Regions from separate parts of the Homo sapiens genome. Here regions 1 and 3 are each linked to region 2. A link is an interaction called in ENCODE POLR2A ChIA-PET data of the cell type or tissue named here. Cell type or tissue: CD4-positive, alpha-beta T cell. All regions are shown on one strand.

What was found. ChIA-PET counts read pairs that join two places held together with the same protein. Peaks named below come from ENCODE experiments on the same cell type or tissue, not always from the same donor. Only the 100,000 strongest peaks of a DNase experiment are listed, where the experiment ranks them.
Region 1: POLR2A ChIA-PET joins it to region 2 with 13 read pairs; 8 of 35 experiments call an interaction of 5 or more read pairs at or near these places.
Region 3: POLR2A ChIA-PET joins it to region 2 with 19 read pairs; 7 of 35 experiments call an interaction of 5 or more read pairs at or near these places.

Annotation. Positions count from the first base shown.
Region 1 is chr7:36,784,920-36,792,919 of GRCh38, reverse strand. No RefSeq gene overlaps it. Among named protein-coding and RNA genes, the nearest start is that of AOAH, 64 kb to the right of the region's middle. RefSeq lists an enhancer at 4,799-4,948. In CD4-positive, alpha-beta T cell, no CTCF peak of the experiment used is centred here; DNase peaks (open chromatin) are centred at 4,679 and 7,829; H3K27ac peaks cover 1,272 bases.
Region 2 is chr7:36,675,064-36,683,063 of GRCh38, reverse strand. All of the region lies in intron 2 of AOAH (acyloxyacyl hydrolase), which reads left to right. Among named protein-coding and RNA genes, the nearest start is that of AOAH, 45 kb to the left of the region's middle. In CD4-positive, alpha-beta T cell, no CTCF peak of the experiment used is centred here; a DNase peak (open chromatin) is centred at 4,413; H3K27ac peaks cover 1,410 bases.
Region 3 is chr7:36,772,335-36,780,334 of GRCh38, reverse strand. No RefSeq gene overlaps it. Among named protein-coding and RNA genes, the nearest start is that of AOAH, 52 kb to the right of the region's middle. In CD4-positive, alpha-beta T cell, no CTCF peak of the experiment used is centred here; DNase peaks (open chromatin) are centred at 3,094, 4,464 and 4,864; H3K4me3 peaks cover 1,138 bases; H3K27ac peaks cover 257 bases.

The sequences.
Region 1 (8,000 bases), 110 kb before region 2:
ATGCAACATATTCACAGGTTCCAAGAATTAGAACATGGACATCTTTGATGGGACGGGGCATTATTCTGCCTTGCTATAGAGATATTATGCAATTTGGAGCTAATAAATGGAGTTTGCTGGATTTGAATCTTGGTCTCTTTGATTCCAAATCCTCTTCCATGAACTCCAATGCACATTGCTACCAGTAAAATTCTACCAACAACATCCCTTCCTAAGACCGTCTTCTGTGGCAGGCACGATCTTGGACACTGGTGGTTCATATATGAATAAGAATTAACCACAGCCCCAGACGAGCTCACAAGCTTGTGGGGGAGAGGCACTTGCAAATGTCAATAAATAACTATAATGGTAAGTGAGAAAGAAGTGTATGCAAACGCTGTGGGTGCACAGAGGAGTGAGTGTCTAATTCCACAGGACTGGGAGGCAGTGTGGGATGGGGTTGGAGAGGATATTTGAAGTAGATCTGAAGGATAATTAATTCACTAGGCAAGGGAGGCGGTGAAGGATGCTCCATGCCTAGAGAATGCTGAGAGAGGCTAAGCCATGTAATTGGCTGGATGTTTGTGGGAAAATGAATTCATTTTGTTGTGGCCAGACAGAATGTCTGAGGTGAAAAGATGGGAACTGAGGTTGGAATGGGTTCTGATATTGAAGGGTCTTAGAGGCCATGCTCATGTTCATTGTGGAGAAAACTGACCTCCATCAAAGGATTTTAAGAGAGAGAGAACCATGATCAAACCTGTACACTGGACGCCTCATTCTGGTAACATCTCAGAAGATAAATTTGTTGGCAGGTTGGAAGTGAGGGGGAAGAGGCTGAGGTCAACATCCAGGTGAAAGATCACAGGGGTCTAAGGAGCGCCATGACCATGGGAATGAAGAGCAAAAGGCAGATTGAGACTGTTCTGAGGTGAACTTAGTCAATATTTGTGGCTGTGTCTTGGAAAAGGGTCATGGGGTGAGGGGCAGCAAGGAAAGTAGAGTCAGGAATTCCCCACCAGCTCTGTAACTCGGGGCTACACGGTAGCTCCCTAAACTGAGGTAGAATTTCATCCAAGCCCACCCCATCATTCATTGCCAAGGATACTTGTAAACTCAGCATCACAGATTTCTAGAGGGAAAAGCTTCTCTCTGGAGCTTGAACCTGTTTACAAAATCATGCAGAAGAAATTGCTCACGGTGACTGATGTGATTCCAAATGCTGAAGTAAGATTGTGCATGTGTGTGTATATGTGTCTGTGTGTGTCTTGGGGGAGGTATCCTTTCTCTAAAGCAACTCCTCACATCCCTGCCTGCAGAAGGGGGCTCCCCTTTGCCCCACCACACAGGACCACTGTGAGCAGAGATTCATCCTCCTGCCTCCTTCCCAAGCCACACCAGTCCTTTCATCACTCCCTCTCACCTTGGCATCTCCCCAGCTCTCCAGGGGAAAGCTAGAACTACGATTCTAATGGCCAGTTTGGTCTTGGCAGGATCTGTTAAAAGAAACTAGGTCTTGGGTGTGTATGTGTTTGTGTGTATCGTTGGGTGTCTGTGCTTGTGTGTTTCTGCATGGGTCTGTGCATGTGAATCTAAATGTGTGTTTGTGTTACAGTTGCCAGATTTGGCAAATAAAAATACAGGGTGCACAATTTAATTCGAATTGCAGGTAAATTATTTCAGCAAATCATTCTTTTAGTATAAGTATGTCCGTGTGTATTTACGCATGCCTATTTAGGGCTTATCTGTACTAAAAAATTGCTCATTTTGTATCTGAAATTCACATGTATAACCCATGTGATTATGCGTGCGTGTTTTGTGTAAAAGCCTGTGTGGTTTTGTTTTTGCTCATGTGCTTGGGTGTTTGTGTGTATCTACGTGCATGTTTGTGTATATAGGTGTGTGGTTTTCTGTGTTTGTGTGCTTATGTGGATCTGGGTTATAGGAATCCTAATAAGAGATTTGCCCAAGTCATCTAGGCCTGGAGAAAACCGTCATTCTCAGCTTACCAGAGAAAAAGGAGTCAGATTTTTTTCTGCAGTTAATTAATTTTGACTTTGAACAAATCACTGCCAAGTGAGAAGGCTGAACTAGACTCATTCATTTAGATATTTATTGATCATTCTAGGAGCAGAAGGTGCAAAGGCAAGTAATTCACAGAGGACTCACGGTCTAGAGAAAGGACATCAATACTACTGAGGAGGTTACGACGTAGTAAATGGCACCATAAACATGTATGCCGAGATCCCCACAACTGTGGCGATACCTTCCATTTCTTTGTGTCTGTGAAGCCAGCCCTGCAGTGAAGGCAGGCAGATATTTCATTGTGATGCTTTTATCACTTTGAATCTTTAAATTATGATTATTGGTAGAAGCATGCATGCAGCTCTGATAAACACAGATCGCCCAGGCATCAGCTGCGGGAAGCATTGCTCCATCCGTCAAATATGTTTGTTTTTAATAGTAGCAGTGCTCATGGAAGCCAGGAAATGTCACTGGATTCAGATGTCACTTAAACATCTGAAGCATTTCTCATCACCCTTCCTGTCACCGTGAGCAGTGTACCTTGCAGCGTTAGAGGGCTGCCTGCTTCCCCTGGGGGGGCATCTCAGCTCCCTTCAGAGTCCATGCCTGACGTTTATGCTTCTCCCTAACTTCGACACTGGTTTTGCTCACCCAATATTTTCAGGCTCTGTCTCTCAAAATAAAGTTAGCTGGCTAAGTGAGATATTGGCCATTCTGGCTTGAAATCTGTCTCAAGCAAGCTTTCACACCCCTACAGAAAGCTGCCTTAATATCATAATTGAGCAATTATGTAGGAGTTTTTGAATCTGATGATATATGGTTAGAATACAGGCCAAGCTGTTATCACAAAGAGACCTCAGGGGCTGCGACAAGATAAGTTTGTTTTTCACTTACCTGATAGTCTGAGCTCAAGCTGTCCTGGCTGGTGCGGCAATCCCAGAGGGACAAGGAGCCCAATTCCTCCTGGCTTGATGCTTGGCTGCCCTGCTCGCATCAGTACGGCCCATCACAACAAGCAGAAAGAGGGAGCAGGGAGGCAGCACAAATCCATTTCCTTTCAAAGGCAAGCCTGGACATTGCATGCATCACTTCTGGCTACAGACACAGGTGAGGATGTGGCTGCACCAAGCTTCAAAAGAGGCCAGAATGTGACTTCCTCAGAACTGCCATGGGGCCTCTATTGCTATGGCGGAAAGAAGAGTGGGATGGGGGCAACTGGCAATCTCTGCTCTAAGAGCATTGGTGTCAAAATATTCAAGAGCTCTCCGGACAAATAGCCCTCAGAATACACTTGTCTGTTTGTAGCTGGAGGTGCAAGAACAACCTTAACTGAGTGCCCACTGTGTTACAGACGATGTGAGAATCAGCCAGTGTCTTATATTATTTGATCCTGATAGGCAAAGTGCCTGAGGGGTGGAGTGACTTGCCCAATTGGCGCGTAGGTGCCACAGGAGGCACTTGGACCCAAGGCCTTTCCCACACACCACCCTGCCTCCTCTAATCTCCTGGTGATGGAATGACTCTCTTGGACGTGTGCTGGGTTTTCAGGTGCCAACTCAGCATCACCACCAGCCCTGTCTAGGTCTCCTCTGCACCTCAGAAGCAAAGCAGGAACTACATTTCCCAGAATGCCATTCCCAGGAGGACCCACATGCCAACCCCAGTGAGGAACCTAGCAGAGGCCTTTATCCTGCATTGGTGGCTTTATCCAGCCCCCAGTGCAGAGGGAGCTTCACAGCAGCTTTCCACAGGCTTCTGAGAACCCCTGGCTTTAGTGTTTCAGGCTGAAATCTTGGTAGGTGGCTTCTCAGCCCTTTGCACCCTCGGATCTTCCTATAATACGTAGGCTCCCCCTACCTGGACCACTCAGACTGAACATCACAGACACAGAAGGTAAGATCACGTGATAGTGCGGAGGTCTTTCTCTCTGGCAGAAAGAACATTCAAATTGGAACTGGGTGAACTGACATTCTTACCAACCAAGCTGGCCCTTGACCACATCACTTAAGCGGTATGAGCATCAACATTTTTCACTCATCAAATGCGAATAACAATATCTACAAAATTATGAGGGCCGGGCACAGTGGCTCACTCCTGTAAATCCCAGCACTTTGGAACAACAAGGCAGGCAGATCGCTCAAGCCCAGGAGCTTGAGATCGGCCTGGGCAACATGGTGAAATCCCATCTCTACAAAAAAGAATACAAAAAATTAGCTGGGCACGAAGACATGCACTGGTAGTCTCAACTACTCGGGAGGCTGAAGTGGGAAAATCGCCTGAGCCCGGCAGGTCAAGGCTACTGTGAGTTGTGATCAAGCCACTGCACTCCAGCCCTGGGAACAGAGTGAGACCTTGTCTCAAAAAAATAAAAACAAAAAAATAACTGGGAAGGTCACATGAGATACTATATTTAACAACAATTAGGACAACAAGAAAGTAGGGTGCTGCTGTTATTATTTTTGCTAATAATAATAGCCAAGCATTTTATAGGCATTATTGCATTTAATCCTAAAACAACTCTGGTTATACCATTTCTATTTTACAAACAGGAAAACTGAGAAACAGAGAACTGAATTAACTTGCAAATGATCACACAGCTAGTTCTTGACAGAGCCAGAAACTGAACCCATTCTCTGTAGTTTCAGTGCTCACACTCTTAACCACTATTGATGTGTTTCCTGTTGACACTGACACATTTCAACTAGCTTGTTTATTTTCACCTTCCTCCTCAGCAGCTTACCACAATTACCAAGTATAAAGACTAGCAAGGAGAAGAAATTATGAGCAGCAAGATGTATGAAATAACCTCCTAATAATTTCAAGAACCTAGCATAAAAGTGGTCTATCTGGCAGGGTGCCTAATCCCTGAGTAATTTCAAGGACAACTTACTCTCAACTTGGGGCATCTATGCCCTGCAGGAGACATTTGGAAATGTCTGCAAACATTGTCACAACTGGTGGGGCGGGCATAGGGGGCCAAGGTGCTACTGAAATCTAGTAGGTAAAGGTTTGAATGCCCCTAAATAGCTTACAATACACAGGACTATCCTCCCCGCTCAACAAAGAATTATCTGGCCTAAAATGTCAATAGCATCATTGTTGAGAAAGCCTGCTTTAGAAGGTGTTATGGGATTTCCTGTGCCTAATATGGATCATGTGGGACATTCTCTAAGGCTGTGTTGTCCAATGTGATAGTCATTTGCCACCTGCGACTATTTAATTTTAAATAAATTAATAGTAAATAAAATTAGAAATTTAATTCCTTAGTTGCACTAGCCACATTTTAAGTGCACAATGGCCAGCTGTGGCTAATGGCCACCATATTGGACAGCAGAGAGTCATGGAACATTTCCACCATCTCAGAAAGGTCTTTTGGCCAATACTACTGCAAGATCTTCTCCTGGTCTGAAACCGTATTAACTATCTCAAGCTGTATGTAGTTCCTTGCACGTTATAAAAAAACAAATATTAAACCATGATTTTTAAAACAGATAAAATAGGGCATATTCATGAAACCATAAAAAATGGCCTTCTAAATTAGAATGCTTTGAATATAGTTGATGACATCTCCTCGTTAAGACACTGCTTTATTTGTTTATAGATCATTAAAACTGGGAAGAGGATAGGAACCTAAACCCAGAGTTGGCAAAGGCACTATCAATCGATGTTCAAGAAAAGGACTTGAGGGAGGCAGTTCTAAAATTGTAATCTAAACCAAAAGTTGTAGAATTTTTTAGTTTAAAATAGGATTTGAGTAATCTATTTTGGTTCTGAGTTGTATAATTCTTTTTAGGGGCCACAAAAGTCTTGGAGAATCTGGTAAAATGTGCTGATCCACATCAACAAGCAGATACACACAGAGACCATTTTCTTTTCTTTTCTTTTTTTTTTTTTTTTTTTTTTTTTTATTGTTGTTGTTGTTGTTGAGAGGAGACGGAATTTCACTCTGTCACCCAGGCTGGAGTAAAGTGGCACAATCTCAGCTCACTGCAACCACCGCCTCCTGGGTTCAAGCGATTCTCCTGCCTCAGCCTCCCCAGTAGCTGGGATTATAGGCACCTGCCACCACGCCTGGCTAATTTTTGTATTTTTAGTAGAGATGCGATTTCACCATGTTGGCCAGCCTGGTCTCAAATTCCTGACGTCAGGTGATCCACCCACCTCAGCCTCCCAGAGTGCTAGGATTACAGGCTTGAGCTACTGCGTCTGGACTACACAGACTATTTTCTATACAAGTTGATGTGATTCTTGGCTTCCTAAAGCCCCCTCTGTGTTCCAGTTGATCCCTACACACTACCCTCACTTCACAGATGAGGTAATTGAATGACTGAATGAATCAAGGGAAATGAGGAGTTAAGTGACTTGTCCACAGTTTACACAGCAGCAGGACCTCAAGCAGAGGCGGATATTCCAATTCTCAAGCCTTATCCATTCATTAAGAAATATCAGTTTATATAAAGTAGTAAAGGAACTAATCTAGCGTGTGCTATAAGATACACTTGTACTGTTTGAAGTTCTTCTGCTTGCCTTCTATGATGGGAGAGGATGGGGCAGTACTTAAAAAGAAAAGGAACAGCCTTCAAAGTTGCCAGAGGGTAGAATAGGGAACTACACACTCATTATCCACTCCGCAGACTGAGTTATGAAGCTCTGAACAAAGAAACATGTTCTATGATTTCTGATCTAGAATTTTTTTTTTTTTTTTACCAGAATGCTGCTTCTTTGGTGATACTCCATTGCCTTTCTCCAGACAGCACATTCTCAGTAATAATATGAACTCCTCACCTGATTTGATGGCCTCCATCCTTCTTATTAAGGCTTCGAGAAGCGCAGTTTGTGAATTTGCCTTTGAATAGCTCATTAGGTTATTTGCTTTTGTTCCGGACTCCTGTCTCCTCTCCTGTATTCTGCCTCCTTATTTGTGCTTTTTCTTTAAAGCCAAAAAAAAGCCTAGAAAACTCCCTTATGCAAAATTCCAAATTCAGCTGTGCTTTTACCCGTATACTTAATTATAAGAAGTCGTGCCCGCTCTATACTTGCGGCTTTTCACAATGTGCCATTATGTAGAACAGCAAGCAGAAGCAAAAGGTAGTGAACTTCATTGGCAGTCTAATCCGCACAGAGCTATTGCTATTGAAATGCTGTAAATAGAAATAATATTCAAGAAGAAAGAATTTGCCTCTAGGGCTGTGCCCAATAGATCTACTTACAAACCCCAAACAAAGCCTGTCGAGTCAAGTATACTTAGCCCAGTGTCTGGAACATAGCAATCCTTTTTAAAATATTTGTTGAATGAATTAACTGATTATTTTCATTTTTCCCCTCACCATTCATTCTCTGCTCTCCACCTTCCTTTGCCCACCTCTGTCCTGACCCCCGGGGCTCCTTATTTAGCTCTACTGCTGAGTGGCTTTCCACTGTCTACAGGCCATTGGAGGTTGGAAGGTGGAAGGAGAGACACATGAGGTTTCTCTTCCCATTTCCTCTCCTCCATGTTGCTCTGACATGGCTGTGCCCTCCACAGCTACAGCTTCTATGGTGGCCCCGCCTCCATGGCCCCACCTCTCACTGAGTTCCAGGAATATTATTTCCTCCTTTTTTCCCTTTAGGTTGAAGGAGTTCAGGAAATATCACCCTGAAATGTGCTGCTTGGTATGCTGGTTAGTTCCCACTGGGGGCACTTGAGGAACAGCAAGTACAGGGAAGGGCTTTCTCTGAACTTCCTTCAGAAGGAGTTCAGTTGTCATGACCTCCCTCCCTGGGGAACACAGGAGAGACTTGAGGTTGACACCATGCCCAGACAGACTGTCATCGCTTCCTCTGAGGGCTGCTCAGAGACGGCTGTTATTACCCGAGAGAGGTTTCGTCTGCAGAACAAGACACCCTCTACGCACCACACATTTCCTTCTCCACCCTCCCCTGCCCTGTGTGCTGCCAAGCCCCAGAAGCCCCATGTCCCTATTCCTTCTGTAGCTTAGGATGCTACAGAAGCTTCA
Region 2 (8,000 bases):
TCTATAAAACTTAGTCATCTAACTAGAAGATAATTTGGTGCCAGCTGTTGTGTATTGATGTTCTCAGGCATGCAGTGTGCTCTCTCAATGTGATTTCAAATATATATTTTCTAATTTTAGGAATGTTTTAGTGTTTGTTCGGTTTCCTTGATTTTGTTTTTTTCTTCTGGGATTTCTATTATCCACATTTTGAATCTTCATTGCCTGTCTTTGCTATTTTGCCTATCTCTTGAATTTATTTTAATCTCTTTATTTATTTTTATCTTAAAATTTTTCCTCCTCTCTACCTTCTATTTCACTTAAGACCTCATCTACTGTTTTCACTTGTTCTTGTATTCATTCTAGTTTAGACTTCACTTCTTTATTCTTTATTTCATGTTTTATTTTTTCCTGAGTTCTTTTATTCCATATCTGAGTTTTTCTAATTCTTATTCTTGCTATTTTTTCATGTCTTATATCATTTTATTAATGCCTCTTAGCTCATTTTAAAATAATATGTTTAGAAATAATATCTTATGTTTTAATCCTTTTTTGGCATGACTTTCTGGCATGCTTTTACTATCTGTAGGGATGTTATTCTGTTCCTTAATCTTTTTCTTCTTATAATAACTTTGTATGGGAGTTGACCTAGATACATTTCTGTTGCTCATTTTTATGTGAAATTAGTTTTCAAAAACTCTTAGAAAGAGAGGCGGTTCGGGGTAGTTTTTCTAAATGCACAGAGCTCCTTCTTCTGTTGTTTTGGGGTAGTGTTAAAAAAAAATTGTGGCAGCTTGCTTTCTGAGATTTTTCTGACTGTTTCCCTATTTACTTTCATCTGGACTTTCTCTATCCCCAAAAGTTACTCCTCAGTGTGGGCCTTGCCCTGGAAGGGAGCTCCAGTGGGTCCCTTGTGGGTGCCAGATGACTCTAGCCACTAATTCCTTCTAGTCTTGAACTCTTTGCATTCACCAGCTATTGATTGGGCAAAACCCCTCCCCGTCCAGTGGCTGTTCTCTAATTGGCCTGCCATGCTTTCTGCTCAACACCTGTCAGCTATCTGGGGATTCTCCTGTTCTCAGTTTTATCTGTCATCCATTGCTTCCCTCTACTTTCTCCCTCACAGAAGTTGATGGCCCATAGGTCTTGCAGTTGCGAAGTGGTTTATTCTCACCTAATTGCACATTGGGGTTCATGGATATACCTAGCTTTGTGGTAACTGCTTTCTGAGGGTTTTCGGTCTTGCTATTCAGGTACTCTTATTTATTTATTTATTTATTTCTGGAGACAGAGTCTTGCTCTGTCACCCAGGCTGAGGTGCAGTGGCGCAATCTCGGCTCACTGCAACCTCTGCCTCCTGGGTTCAAGCGATTCTCCTGCCTCAGCCTCCCGAGTAGCTGGGATTATACCCATCAGGATGCCTGGCTAATTTTTGCATTTTTAGTAGACACGGGGTTTCACCATGTTGGTCAGGCTGGTCTTTAACTCCTGACCTCAGGTGATCTGCCCGCCTCGGCCTCCCAAAGTGCTGGGATTACACTCCTTTTTCTTTTGTAGAGATTCAAAGAGATTTCAAAATTCTGCTGCCTCCACCACCATCTTTCCATACTCCTCCCTTGCGAAGGCTTTAATTTGACATCAATGGTCTACTGTATGCGTTGCTCAGCAAGTTTTTTTTTCACGCAACATGATTTTAAGATCTATACATGTTAAGGCATATAGGCCTAGGTCAAGTCTCTTAATTACTCTATACTTCTTTACCATATAAGTTCTATATTTTATTTGTTTATTCCTCTATTGAACATTCACAATTTGTTATAAGCTTTACTTTGTATTTTCACATCTCCGAGTTACAGAAGAAGAAGAAAAATATTATTACTATTTTACAGAAGGAAAACAGTGAAGAACAGTCACAGTTATCATTAAGCTTTGTTTTAACTGGTTGCCTTTCTGTGTGATAGACAGCATTGGCAGGTATAACCTCAAGTTAGATGTTCTCTTTTTTGGCAAAGTTGCGTCGTCCGAAGGTGAACGACCGACTAAAAATCCTATTTCCTAGATTATTCCCTCTTCTTAATATACTAGCAAAATATAAAACAACCCAAAACAAGATTGCTGGTTCAAGGTACCATCTTAGCTTCTTCTGACTTCGAACAGGAAATGTCAGAGCCTGGTAAGATCAAGTGAGAGGCTGAAAGTCAGATTCTGGTGAAGTGGAAACCGGTATCTCACCAAGGGAAACAGGATAAATATTTTGGTTTTCAGTGATGGGTTGCCTTTTCAACTGGAGCAATTTTAAAGGATTAAGAAGGTTATTGGGAGTTATTTTCATTTTATCAATTCTTGTTTTACCTCCAGCTGAAAATAGAACACTCAGTTCAGGTTAAAGGACACCATGGGCAGTATTGCTTCCATTTTATGGATGAGAAAAACAAGACACAGAAACAGAATGGTTATGTCAGTTGTATGGGGTGGCAAAGATAGACGTTCTCCTAGCTAAGGATTTCTCCTGGAAGACATAATAGGCCTGACCCACAGTGCCTACTGGGATCCAATATTGCATTGCCTTCTGTCTGGTAGGCCAGGTGAATGGGGGACAGAAGGATATGAAATTAAGCACATAAACACACAATTATTTTTAAATTATTTTTCAGTGAAGTATTACTTTCACCTCCAAAGCTAAAAAAGTACAAAAAACAAAGTTTTAGCAGGGAAATCGCGTAAGCACCATTCTTGAGAATAATCTCTTAGTAAATCATGTTGCCTTTCCCTGTGCCCTATAAGACAGTTTTTTTCTAATCGTGCAAAGCATTTCTGACCCTCAGTTTCATCCACTGCTTTTGCCTCTGGCTCTCATTAGGAAGCACCTTGGAAGAATCTCGGAATTGTTAATGGAAAATGATTAATGGAATCATTCTCACTAGTCAGGGGTCAACAGAATCATATGCCCTGAGAGTCTTGCTACAAGTTCACTTTCCTGGGTCACCTATGCAGAAATTTTATCTCTGTGGAATATAATTGTTAAAAACTCATGTAGTCTTAAAAGAAAGAAGGCACTTCATGCCTACTCTGGAGGTTCTGAAAGTCTGAATGCATCCCAGAATATGTACTTATAAAATTGTGTGGTTGGCCGGTTGTGGTGGCTCATGCCTGTAATCCCAGCACTTTTAGGAGGCCAAGGCGGGCGGATCACAAGATCAAGAGATCACGACCATCCTGGCCAACGTGGTGAAACCCCATCTCTACTAAAAATACAAAAATTAACTGGGCGTGGTAACATGTGCCTGTAGTCCTAGCTACTCAGGAGGCTGACGCAGAAGAATTGCTTGAACACTGGAGGTGGAGGTTGCAGTGAGCTGAGATTGCACCACTGCACTCCAGCCTAGGGACAGAGCAAGACTCCGTCTCAAAAAAAAATAATTATGTGGTCCCTTGGTGGCACTGTGCTTCAAGTTTGTATATAATAATTATACATATGTAATAATGTATACATATTATACATATAATAATGTATACATATTATACATATAATAATGTATAACAATATCTGCTATACTTGAGGTAGATAAGGCATCAAATAAAATGTCCTAAGCACATTGAAATGTATACTACAAATAACAAGACCTTTTGGAGTATTTTAATCTCAGCTGAACCACTTGCTATGTTGTGATCTTAAGCTCTCTAAGTCTTAATGTTCTTGTCTATAGAATGAGGATAAAAATAATTACCCCCTCAAAAGATTCTTTTTTTTTTGAGGCCTCAATACTTTTTTTTATTTTTATTTTTTATATATATATTTATTGTACTTTAAGTTCTAAGGTACATGTAAACTAGTTCAACCATTGTGGAAGACAGTGTGGTGATTCCTCAGGGATCTAGAACTAGAAAAGATTCTTATGAGAAAGGAAGTGATGGTAAACATGAAGGTAACTTACAAATTGGAATGTCCTATGTTTTATTTACACATACATCTGTATACACCCAATGTATGATAACTACTTAATTGGTCTTATTTTAACTTTATTTTGTCCTTTGGAATAGCCACATTTTCTTTTTTCCTATGCTGTTCCAAGTCTCTTTTAATCTGTAGAAATTAAATACTCTTGTATGATCCTTGTCACAGGCAGAGTTTAACAGTATAATTTTTACTTTAGCTAAGCTACTGTCAATATGTAAATGCCAAATTTTTCTTCAGGTGTATCAGTAACAATCAGGTTACCATCTGATCATGGCTGACTGGGGATAGCTGGCTCTTTCTGGAGATTTTGCATATTTCTGCTTTGTACCCTTACGGATTGCTCTCAGAATTTAGCTCTCAGAGAGCATTTCCTGTCCCATATCAGCCATTGCTCCAGGGGCCTCTCAAGCTAACAATCACAGAAGACTACCGGAAACTATTCAAATGGTTCTGCTCAGGGAGGAAGGAACCTGCAGCCATCCTCTTTGACTTGAGCTAAACAGAATTCTAACGCGCGCGCGCGCGCACACACACACACACACACACACACACACACACACACACACACACACACACTGCTTATCTTACCAGAAAGAAGATGAATTTTCTCTGCCTTTCAGCCAGTATTAGAACTTTATCAAAGAACACCCTAATGTCCATTTTTAAATTGCTCTGCTCTAGGCTAAGCCAGTTCTGCATTAGCAGTACTTTTAACTTTTTTCCAAAGCTCCTTCATTTAATTTGGAATATCTCTTACAAAAGTCCCCAAACTTAGCAGACATTATAGTGATAGAGACCAAATCCTACACCCACATTTTTCAGATGAGGAAATGGAAGTCCAGAAAGGGGAGGCAATTTCTCCAAGGCCAGAAGCCAGTGGGCTGGTACTGAATGAAATGCAGGTCTCTGAGTATACTGTGACATCAGAGCTTCTTGACCCTCTCCACAGTAGCACCCCTAAAAAGGATCCCAAGGGAGAGGGAATCTGTATTTAAACACTTTTATTAAGCTACAATTCACATACTGTACAGTTCACTCATTTAAAGTGTACAATTTAGTGACTTTCAGTACAGTCATAGAGTTGCGTGTTCATCAGTCACCACAATCAATTTTAGAACATTTTCATTACACCAGAAAGAAACTACATGCCTTTTAGCATCCGCCCCCAAACACCCACTCTTTCCAGCCCTAAGAAACCACTAATCTACTTTCTGTGTCTATGACTTTGCCTGTTTTGGGCATTTCATATAAATGGAATCATACAATATCTGGTCTTGTGTGACTGATTTCTTTCCCTTAGCATAGTGTTTTAGAGATTCACTATGTTGTAGCATGTATTATAACTTTATTACTTTTTACGGCTGAATAATATTGCATCGTATAGGTATACCACGTTTGTTGATCTATTAGCTGATAGGTATTTGAGGAGTTTACATTTCTTGGCTATTATGCAAAATGCTGCTATAAATATTTGTGTACACATTTCTGTGTGGACATATGTTTATATATATATATAAACTGGATCACATTGCTGGATCATATATAAACTGGATCATATTGCTGGATCACATAGTAACTCTATGTTAAACAGTCTGAGGAGCTGGTAGGCTGGTTACAAACTGGCTGCACGAGTTTACATTGCCATCAGCATTGTACAAGCTTTTGATTTCTCCACATCCTCACCAACACATATTATTCTCTCTTTTATTATAGCACATTATAGTGGACATGAAGTTGTATCTCATTTTGGCTTTGAATTGCATTTCCTTGGTAGCTAATGATGTTGAGTATCTTTTCATGTGGCTTTTGGACATTGGTATATCTTCTTTGGAAAACTGTCTATTCAGATTCTTTGTACATATTTTAATTGGACTATTTGTCTTTTTATTATTGAGTTGTAATAGTCCTTTATATATTCTAGCACTGTGATAGGTCATTTGATATATGATTGGCAAAAATTTTCTCCCATTCTGTGGGCTGTCTTTTTACTTTCTGTTGGTGTTCTATGAAGTGCAAAACTTATTGTTATTTTAATGAAGTCAAGTTTCTCTGTTTTTTTTTTCTTCTTTTGCTTGTGCTTTTGGTGTCATATCTAAGAAAACGTTGCCTAACCCAAAGTCAGTAAGATTTATGCCAGTGTTTCCTTGTATGAATTTTACGGTTTTCACTCTTACATTTAGGTCTTTGACCCGTTTTGGGTTAATTTTTGTATATAGTGTGAAGTAAGTGTCCAAATTCATTCTTTTGCCTGTGGCTGTCCAGTTGTCCCAGCACCATTTGTTAAATTCCTCCAATGAAATGGTCTTTGCACTTTTGACTAAATGTTAGGGTTTGTTTCTGAACTATTGATTCTATTTCATTGATCCATATGTCTGTCTTTATGTTAATACCATGCTATCTTGATTACAGTAGCTGTCTAGCTTTGAAATTGTTTCCCAATGTCAGTCCTCCAACTTGTTCTTCTCTTTCAATATTGTTTTGGTGTTCTGAGTCGCTTGACTTTTCGTATGAATGTTAGGATCTGCTGCTCAGTTTCTGCAAAGAAGTTAGCTAGGTTTTTGGTAGAGATGGCATTGAATCTGTGGATCAGTTTGGGAAGAATTGCCCTCTTAACAATATTAAGTCTGCCAATTCATGAATATGGAATGTCTTTCCATTTATTTAGGTCTACTTTAACTTCTTTTAACAATGTAGTTTTCAGAGTATATATTTTGCACTTTTTTTGGTTAAGTTTGTTCCTAAGAATTTAGTTCTTTTTGATGCTACTGTAAATGGAATTGTTTTCCTTAATTTCAGTTTTTATTTGCTCACTTCTGCTACATAGAAATACAATTGGTTTTGCATATTGATCTTGTATCCTGCAGCTTTACTGAACTTATTTATTTGTTCTTATAGTTTTTAATAGATTCCTTAGGATTTTCTACATGGAAGATCATATCAGCCACAAGATAGTCTTACATCTTTACTTTCCAATCTGAATGCTTTTTATTTCTTTTTCTTGCCTCATTCTCCTGGCTAGAACTTATAACGTTGAATAAAAGTAGTGACTGCAGATATTCTTATATTTTCCTGATAGTGAGGGGACAGTATTTAATTTTTCACCACTAAATATCATGTAAGTTGTCAGGTTTTTTGTAGATAACCTTTATTAGGTTGAGGACATTCCCTTTTATTCCTAATAAAATCATGAAGCAGTGTTATATTTTGTCAAATATCTTCTGCCTATATTGGATAATCATATGGTTTTTTTTATGTTGTTGATATGGGAGTAATACATTAACTGATTTTCAGATGTTAACCCAATTTTGCATTCCTGGGATAAATCCCACCTGATCATGGTGTATAATTTCTGTATTGCTGGATCTTATTTGCTAGTATTTTGTTGAGGATCTTTGTGGTTATATTCATGAGAGATTTGGGTCTACATTCTTTCGGAGGAAGGTTTCTGGTTTTAGTATCAGGGTAATATTAACCTCATAAATAAGTTAAGAAATGGTCACTCTGCTTCCATTTTTTGGAAGAATTCTTGATAAATTGTTAGTAATTCTTTAACTTTTTTGTAGATTTGCCAATGAATCCTATCTGGTGCAGCTAGCTGGTCTTAGGCTTTCCTTTGTGGGAAGTTTTTAATTACTAATTCAATCTCTTTACTTGTTATATGTTTCTTAAAATTGTCTATTCTTGAGTCCATTTGGGCATTATGTGTCTTTCTAAGAATTTTTTATTTTATCTAAGTTACCTAATTTATTGCCATGCACCTGTTCATAACATTCCATTATAATCCTTTTTATTTCTTTAAGGTCACTCATAATGTGAGGACACAGTTTTAATTGCCTACTTCAAAGGCACAATTTATTTATTTATTTATTTGAGACGGAGTTTCACTCTTGTTGCCCAGGCTGGAGTGCAATGGCACGATCTCGGCTCACTGCAACCTCCACCTCCCGGGTTCAAGCGATTCTCCTGCCCCAGCCTCCCTAGTAACTGGGATTACAAGCACCTGCCACTACACCCAGCTAATTTTTTGTGTTTTTAGGAGAGACGGGGTTTCACTATGTTGGCC
Region 3 (8,000 bases), 97 kb before region 2:
TTACTCCCTGCTCTCATTTTTCTCCAACCCTTCCCTCCACATTTCTCCCATTCTAATATTCAATTCTCCCCATTCTGCCCAACACTCCTCACACCAAGCTGACCAATGAGCTCCTATTGCCAAATCGTGGATGGGTTTTCAGTTCTTATTTTGCTTGACTTATTTGGCATTTAACAATTGAGCACATCTTCATTTTTAAAACTCTGTCTTACATTTGCTTCCACAAAATGCCATCTCCTGGTTTTCCTCCTATTGCTGTAAGGCACATTCTTAGTTTTTTGCATGGAGTGCTTTTCCTCCATATCGCTGCCTTCCATATGTCTGTTCCACAGAGTTCCGTCTCTGGGCCTTTGATCACTTGGTCCTCTCTCTTTAGGAAATCTCATTCGCTCTTAGCTTTCCAATGATAACTCACATGCCGGGCACTGTCACATCTGTATCCTCAGGGCAGAAGATTCTCTTGAGCTCCGAAGAGTAAATCTAATTGCCTCATTATGTTTCTCCTCTGCCCAAACTTATTTCTCCACTTATATTTGATATCTTGGTGAATGCCACCTCCATTCACTCTTTTCCTCAGACATTTTAGAATCACCCACATTTCTTCTGTCTGCCCTAATCCCCACAGTAAGCCAATCATCAAGTCCTGTAGATTCCCAAAAGAGTTCTCAATCTTATTACTCCTTTCTATCATTTTTTTTCCAGAGGCTGAATGACTGCAAAATGTTTCTTAGGTGGATTGCCTGCTTCTTAGTCTTGCCCTTTGTCCCGTATACTGTCCCTGCTTGTTTGCTAGAATATGCATGTTTGAAATTAAGTCTGTCACCAATTAATGATGCTGTCCCATTAAGAGACAGATTCAGGAAAAAGTTAGATTCTGTTACATGGCCACTAATTGTCCTCCTAATCCAGCCCTGCCTTCCTTTCATGCTGGGGCAGACTCTTTGTTGGCCCCATATCTAGTCCACTCTTGATTCTCTCTTGGCATTGTCCAGCTAACAGCTGCATTTCCCATAAGGTAAAGTGTGGCCTTATGTGATGAAGTTTGCACCTTACTTGCTTAAAAGAAAATTGCTTGCCCCAGACTTCTTCACTTTCTATGTCCTTAAGCTGGAACACAAATGGCCATGGCCCATCCCTACCTGCAAAGGTAGAGGAACAACATGGCTCCCAAACATCATCATACAGCAAAGCTACCTGCCAACCTTGGCCTGCTGGATGGTTGCATGAGAGGGAAATAAAAAGCTATCTCATTTGGGCCACTGTATTTTGGGGTCTTTTAATACTCTGCTCCAGTCTTTGCCCTAAATAGTAAACCTGCTTTTTCATTATGTCTTTGTTTTTCTCTTCTCCAGTTGGATTCTATGTCCCATCCATACCAGACAAGTTGCATTCTCCAAATGCTGTGTACCCTCTTGCCCTTCATGTTTATGCACATGCTGTTCCCTCTGCCTAGAGTGTGTTCCCATTTTTCTCTGCCTGAATAACTCCTATTCATGCCTTAGGACTCTGCTGAGGCATCAACTTCCATTTGAATCCTTTTCTAACATACCCCTACACCAACACTGTACACATACACTCCTCTTTGCTCCCACAGCATCCTCACAAAGTCCTGTGATCACTGGTTTACCTATGTGTCTTCCCTTTGTGAGCATCTTGATGGCAAGAGCTATCTTTTATCTCTGACAAGGTCACAAGCCAAAGAATGTGGGCATCTTCTTGAAGCTAGAAAAGGTAAGGAAATGGATTCTTCCCAGCACCTCCAGAAACGGACATAGCTAACCTCTTAATGTTAGCCCAGTGAAACCCATTTTGGACTTCTGGCCTCTGAACATAAGATAATAAATGTGTGTTTTCTAAGCCATGAGATTCATGATAATGTGGTGCAGGAGCAATAGGAAGCCACTAGAAGTATTATCAACTGAATAAACTTGGATAAGTTAGTGAACGTCCCTAAACCTCAGCCTCCTCCTATAATATACAAATAAAATTCACTCCCTGGTGGTGAGTATTGAATTAGATCATTGATATAAAAAGGTTGGCAAAGTGTTTGACATGTAATGAGTGTTCCATAAAGGGTTGTTATCCTTAGTAATATCATCATTAGAATCATCATTACTATTATTGTTTACTAATTTGCCTGGTACATCTGGGGTAGAAAGGAAGAAAGAGACAGAGAAAAAGAGATAGAAAGTAAAATAACAAAAGCCTGCTTTGGAAACCTGCAGGCATATTTGGTTTTAGCTCTTTTGCAATGTGTCTTCTCAACTCACAGAGTGTCTTTCATTTCCTTTTGCTTTCTCTCTCTTGGTTGAGGTAGAAAGATCTATTTTAAATTTAGTCATTTCAAAGTCTCCTTGGCATCGCATAAATGTCGCACCATTAAATATATATTCAATGAGTGCTCAAGCAGGCTGGCTTCCTCGCCAAGAAATGGAGCACTGGAGGTGGGCAGGTGAGACACGACAGACAGCACACCTGCCCGTAGGCTCTGCTGTCCTTACCTACGAGGATTACATTTTCTGAGCTCCAAATGAGGATGTGTGGTCTGACAAACATTTTTTCTCCTGCATTTTAATTTGTTTGTCTGAAAAGGCTGTCACAGACATTAAATTAAATCACATGAAATTCAGTGAATAAGCTTTAATGTGAAGACAAAATTCATGCAAAAATTCAGAAAAAAATATATATCAGTTTTTATAGTATTTAAATTTGAATTACTTGCTACTGTCTAGAATGCAAGGTTTGATTGACACAATGCTGGGTTTTTGCTTTGCTTTGCGTTTCTCTGGTCAGGTGGCCCCTTCTTCAACTCTTTTTCTCTGAGGCATGCTTTTTCCATTCAAATCAGAACCCCACCTTCCCATTAAAGAAACAGGTATGTGATGCTGAGCTCGGCCAGTGATTGGTCCCATGAATGGCACACAATCCAAATGGCGCGAATTCCCTACAGACAGATGAAGAACATGACTTTCTCTCCTCTTGAATAGCAAGTAGTGCAGATGTACATAGAACCTGTTGCCTGCCACGCTTGCTACCACAAAAAGGAAATGCATCTGCAGGAAGTGAAGGAAGCCAAAAACCAGAAGGAAGTAGGGCTGAGAAATGTACAGGAGAAAAAAAAACCCTAATGACACCTTTGAGCCCTCAACCCCAGCTTCACCTGGCGTCACTCACTGCCTCATACTGCTCCGCACACGAGCTGATAAATCTTTTTTGAGTAGGATTTCTGTCACTTGAAATGGAAAAATGGAAAGAGCCCTGGCAAATACAGAGTCATTGCAAAAATATTGTCAAAAGGAGACCTTGGAAGAAACAAGCCCAGAGGTGAGGAAAACAGGCACAGGAAGAGGGAAGAGTGGACAGAGCAGGCAGTAAGATAAAGTGGGAGGAGAATGAGGCTCAGAGTCAGGACCCCAGGGTTAATGTTCCAGCTCTGCCCTTACCAACAGCAGGACCATTAGTGATGCTGCAGCATTTTAGTTTGATGGTCTTCAGAGGGGAAGACTGGGCTTCTGCCGCCATACAGAACATGGAGAGCTGTGGGAGGCTCACCTGGGATAGTAAATGTGAGCACTCTTTGCATTAAAAATGTTAAATGCTTACAGATGGCACTTATTACACGGAAAGCAGCACATTTTAAAAGACTATGATGGAAACAGACTAGAAATGAAAAGGTAGGATTTAAGTAGCTGAAATCTTAAGAGAGGAATATGGAAATCAGTTAATGATTAGATCTCCTTTAAAGTATCTAAAGGGCAGACTTTCTGCTGAATGTCAGTGGCTTGAGTAAAAATACATGCAAAATAAAACATGGAAAAACTAGAAAACAATTCTAAGGCTGTGTATGTGATAGGAATGGGAAGAGAGAAAAAGAGAGGGAAACCAGCATTTGCAAGGTGTCTGCTATATCTGAAACCCTAGGTATCATATATACTATCTCACTTCATCCATGAAGCAACACTACAAGAATCAGGTATTACTGTCCTTATCATATATTTGAGGAAAATAAGTCTCAGAGCTTACATTCAAGCTCAGGTCTTATGATTCTATAACCGAATCACTAGACTACACCAATACCCAGATAATACATTTGAAACTAGAGTTTGGGGGTTAGATGGAGATATGCTTAGTTTGCTTTCCAGATTATAAGAACCAATCAATCAATATTTTAAAGAAGGCTAGAGTTTACTTAAATAAAAACATTTAGTTGTGAATGGTTTTCTGCTGGATTGAAAGTCTAGTGCTTTTATTAGCCCCTAAAAATGTGTTTATCTTTACCTCAGTGTCAAGAATTGTGAAGGGTCTGGGAATTTACCCTACTTAGAAGCTAATAAGCTAGCCTGTTACTATTTTATCAATGTTAGTAGAAGACATAAGACTCCTCAGCCAGAGACAAAGGACTTATTACTCATGGCAAAAAGGGAACCACAATTTCATGTTGGTTTGTATCTGTTGCTTCCCCATACCCACTCTCCAAAGTCCCGTGAGAGTGACAGAGAAACCCCTTGGGGTGCCTGAATATGCCATGGGTTGCATTACAGTAGGGAAACACTGAAATTAGAGGATTCATTGCTTTTACTGTGAGTGGAAGCAAGCCTGTTCTTTGTCTGGGGTAAGATGTTGTCTTAGTCCATTTGTGTTACTATAAAGAAATACCTGAGGCTAGGTAATTTATTTTAAAAAAATAGGTTTATCTGGCTCACAGTTCTTCAGGCTGTACAAGAAGGCTGGCACCAGCATCTGCTTTTGGGGAGGCCTCAGGAAGCTTCCATTCATGGTGGAAGGTGAAGGGGAGCCAGCATGTACAGAGATCACATGGCCAGAGAGGAAGCAAGTAGGGAGGTGGGTGCTGTGCTCTTTTTAACAACCAGCTCTTGGGGGAAGTTCCACAGGAACAAGAGCAAGAACTCACTCATTACTATGAGAATGCCCCCAAGCCATTTATGAGAGATCTGCCCTCATGACCCAAATACCTCCCACTAGGACCCACCTCCAGTATTGGGGATCAAATTTCAACATGAAGTTTGAAGGGGTAAACATCCAAACTATAGCAGATGCTGTCTCATTTCTCAAGATTTCCTGTTGTAAACACAGCTCTGAGAAATGGCCCAGATAATGAGTGGTCAGGCCCTTGCATTGTTGGCATGCCCAGTAGGAGTGCATAGGGAGGCTTGGGGCCATGGTGGATTGCCTCTCCCAGCACCGAGTCCTTCCTTTGGCAACACTGAGCTCCTGATGCCTTCTTGTCCTCTTCAACTACAATTTCATTCCTTCGCTCTCTACTGGAACCATCCTTGCACAGATTTCTTATAGCTGTTTCTCTTTATATTTTCAGATATCTCTCACTTTATTCCCAAAGTTCTTAGAAACGCTTTCTTCATGCCTCCCCCTCAGCACCAGCGTGATACCTTTGTGATGTATTAACTTGGCTGGGCTGGACTACAGCCCCAGAATTCCCTTTCTAGTATGTTTGCAGTCAGGGCAGGCTACAGGGCATATTCTTTCATGGAGTAGGAGGACAGAAGGGAGGAAGCAGTTGCTTTTCCATGTTGTCCCAGTTCTGCAATCTAACACTAATCTAGATGCTACTGTGAAGGGATTTTACGGATAGAAAGTACCTAATCAGTTGACTTTAAGTTCATCAGAAGGGAGATTATTCAAAGCAGACCTGTCTCAGTGAGTTGGAAGCCCTTTAAAAAAGGGCTTAGGGCTTTCCTGGGCTAGAGGCTGCACCCAGTTGCTGACCCTGCAGGTGCCCTCCATTCCCCTTGGATCTTCCTTTTTGACTGACTGCCTGGGGATAGCAGTTCCACCCTGTGCGTATGGGATTCCAGCCTGCTGGTGGTTCATCCTTCCCGTCTACCTGCCCTATGGACTCTGGGCTTGCCAAACCCATTCCTACAACATGCAAGCCAATTTAATGTTTATAATGAACATGTATAATCAAAATACATACCCTATTGGATTTGCTTCTCTGACTGAATCCTGACCAATTCATGCTGAGACTTAATGGAAACTGTGCATTTGATGAGACTGAGACCTTCCTGCCAATCCAACAATATTCTCAGTCTTTATTCTGCATGACCTCTCTATTAACATCTTCTCTTTAAATCACTTTTCCCTTGGAACTGGAAGTACCCTTCAGACTATCTTCCTAGCCACTCCTCCCTCCCTCTCTGTCTCTCTCTCCTTTTATGCTTCCTCTTCTATTTCTTTAATTTTTTTTTTTTTTTTGAGACAGAGTCTCACTGTGTCGCCCAAGCTGGAGTGCAGTGGCACGATCTTGGCTCACTGCAGCCTCCATCTCTTTTGTTCAAGCAATTCTCCTGCCTCAGCCTCCTGAGTAGCTGGGGCTACAGGTGCGTGCCACCACGCCCTGCTAATTTTTGTATTTTTAGTAGAGAAGGGGTTTCACCATGTTGGCCAGGATGGTCTCGATCTCCTGACCTCATGATCTGCCCACCTCAGGCTCCCGAAGTGCTGGGATTACAGGCATGAGCCACCGCGCCCGGCCTGTTTCTTTAATTTTGGTTATTTCCCCAAGAGGATTCTTGCCATGTATTATATGTCTTTCTCCTCTCATACGAATGCTTTGTTATCCTCCTAGTGCATACTTCTCATTTTTACCATCTTAGAGTCTCTTAGTGTAGTTTTTTCCCAGCCCAGTTAATTAAAAATGCCTCAAAATGGATACAAGGCCCAAGGCTGCTTGAATCTTATGTTCCTCTGTACCCTGGCGAAACTGCCTTCATTATCATCATCATCACCATTAATTGAGCCTTGATAGGCACTACATACTATTTAAGGTGTTTTATGAACATTGTCTCCTTTAAACCTTACAACATCCTTATGAGGTAGACAGTATGATTCCCGTTTTTCTTATGAGAAAACTGAGAATTGTGGAACGACTATCTAACTTGCCTTAGGTCCCACATGTAGTAGATGCCAAAGTTAGGATGTATACGCTTAACCCAAGCTCCACCCAACTGGCTATACTGCTTTTGCCAAAAGACATGAGCAGTAAGAACACAATCAGTGAAGACCATTTAAATTCACAGGATCTAACCAAGCAAGGCAGAGCTGAACAGGTAGCTGCAGCTTAAAAGTTAACAGTAGCCTTCAGGTGACTATTGAAACCACTGCAGCCATAGGTCTATCCTAGCTGGTATGATCACAAGTTTCCCTTGCCCTTGGTTCCTAATGAAACTTTGCAGAGTTTCTGGATACCTTTCTGTACCCTCAGACAAAGGACAGCCAGTCTTTGCCTTGCTAAGCTGATTGCCTCCAATGATGAGCAACAGCCCTGCTACCAAATCATACTGTTGCTTTGCTGACACTGTTTCACCGCTCCTGACCCCATGACCTTGACACTATTGAAGCTCAATCACTCTATGTCTGGTAGGCACCATATCTGACACATCCAATAGGCCAGGGGATTTGGTGATCGTTTCTGCTAATGTCAAGTCAGTGCAGTGTTATTGCAGAATCATGGTGCTTAAAACATCCTGCAATAGAGAGCAGTAAAATATTGTTACAAATAGAGGGGAAAAAATTGCCTTCTTCCCAAACAAGAAATTTGGCAACTGTTTTGTCTTGGCTAAAGCCTGTAGGTTCTTGGCATGGTGTTTATTTTATGGGCCAATCATCAAACCCTGATGTGGCTGTGAATAAAAATTATATAGAAATAAAGAACAAATTACAGATATGGCTATAAAAGCCGTGATTCCAAAAGAAGTGTGCCATGATGGGAGAACATCTTGGCTGACTCTTCTCTTGGAAGAGTAGGAATAGGGTAATTACCTGCTAACTATTGAGACTTTTGTCCTCTGCTTCCTGAAGAAATTCTTGTTGATAAATTTACATTTAATCATCTCCTTTATGTTACATTGATGGCTTCAGTTTGCTTAAACATTTATTTAGTTGGTTATGAACTTATTATAAAGTTGGTTTGACAAGTTCACTGCATCAATTACCCCAGCCAGTAGAGTAACCACCACTCC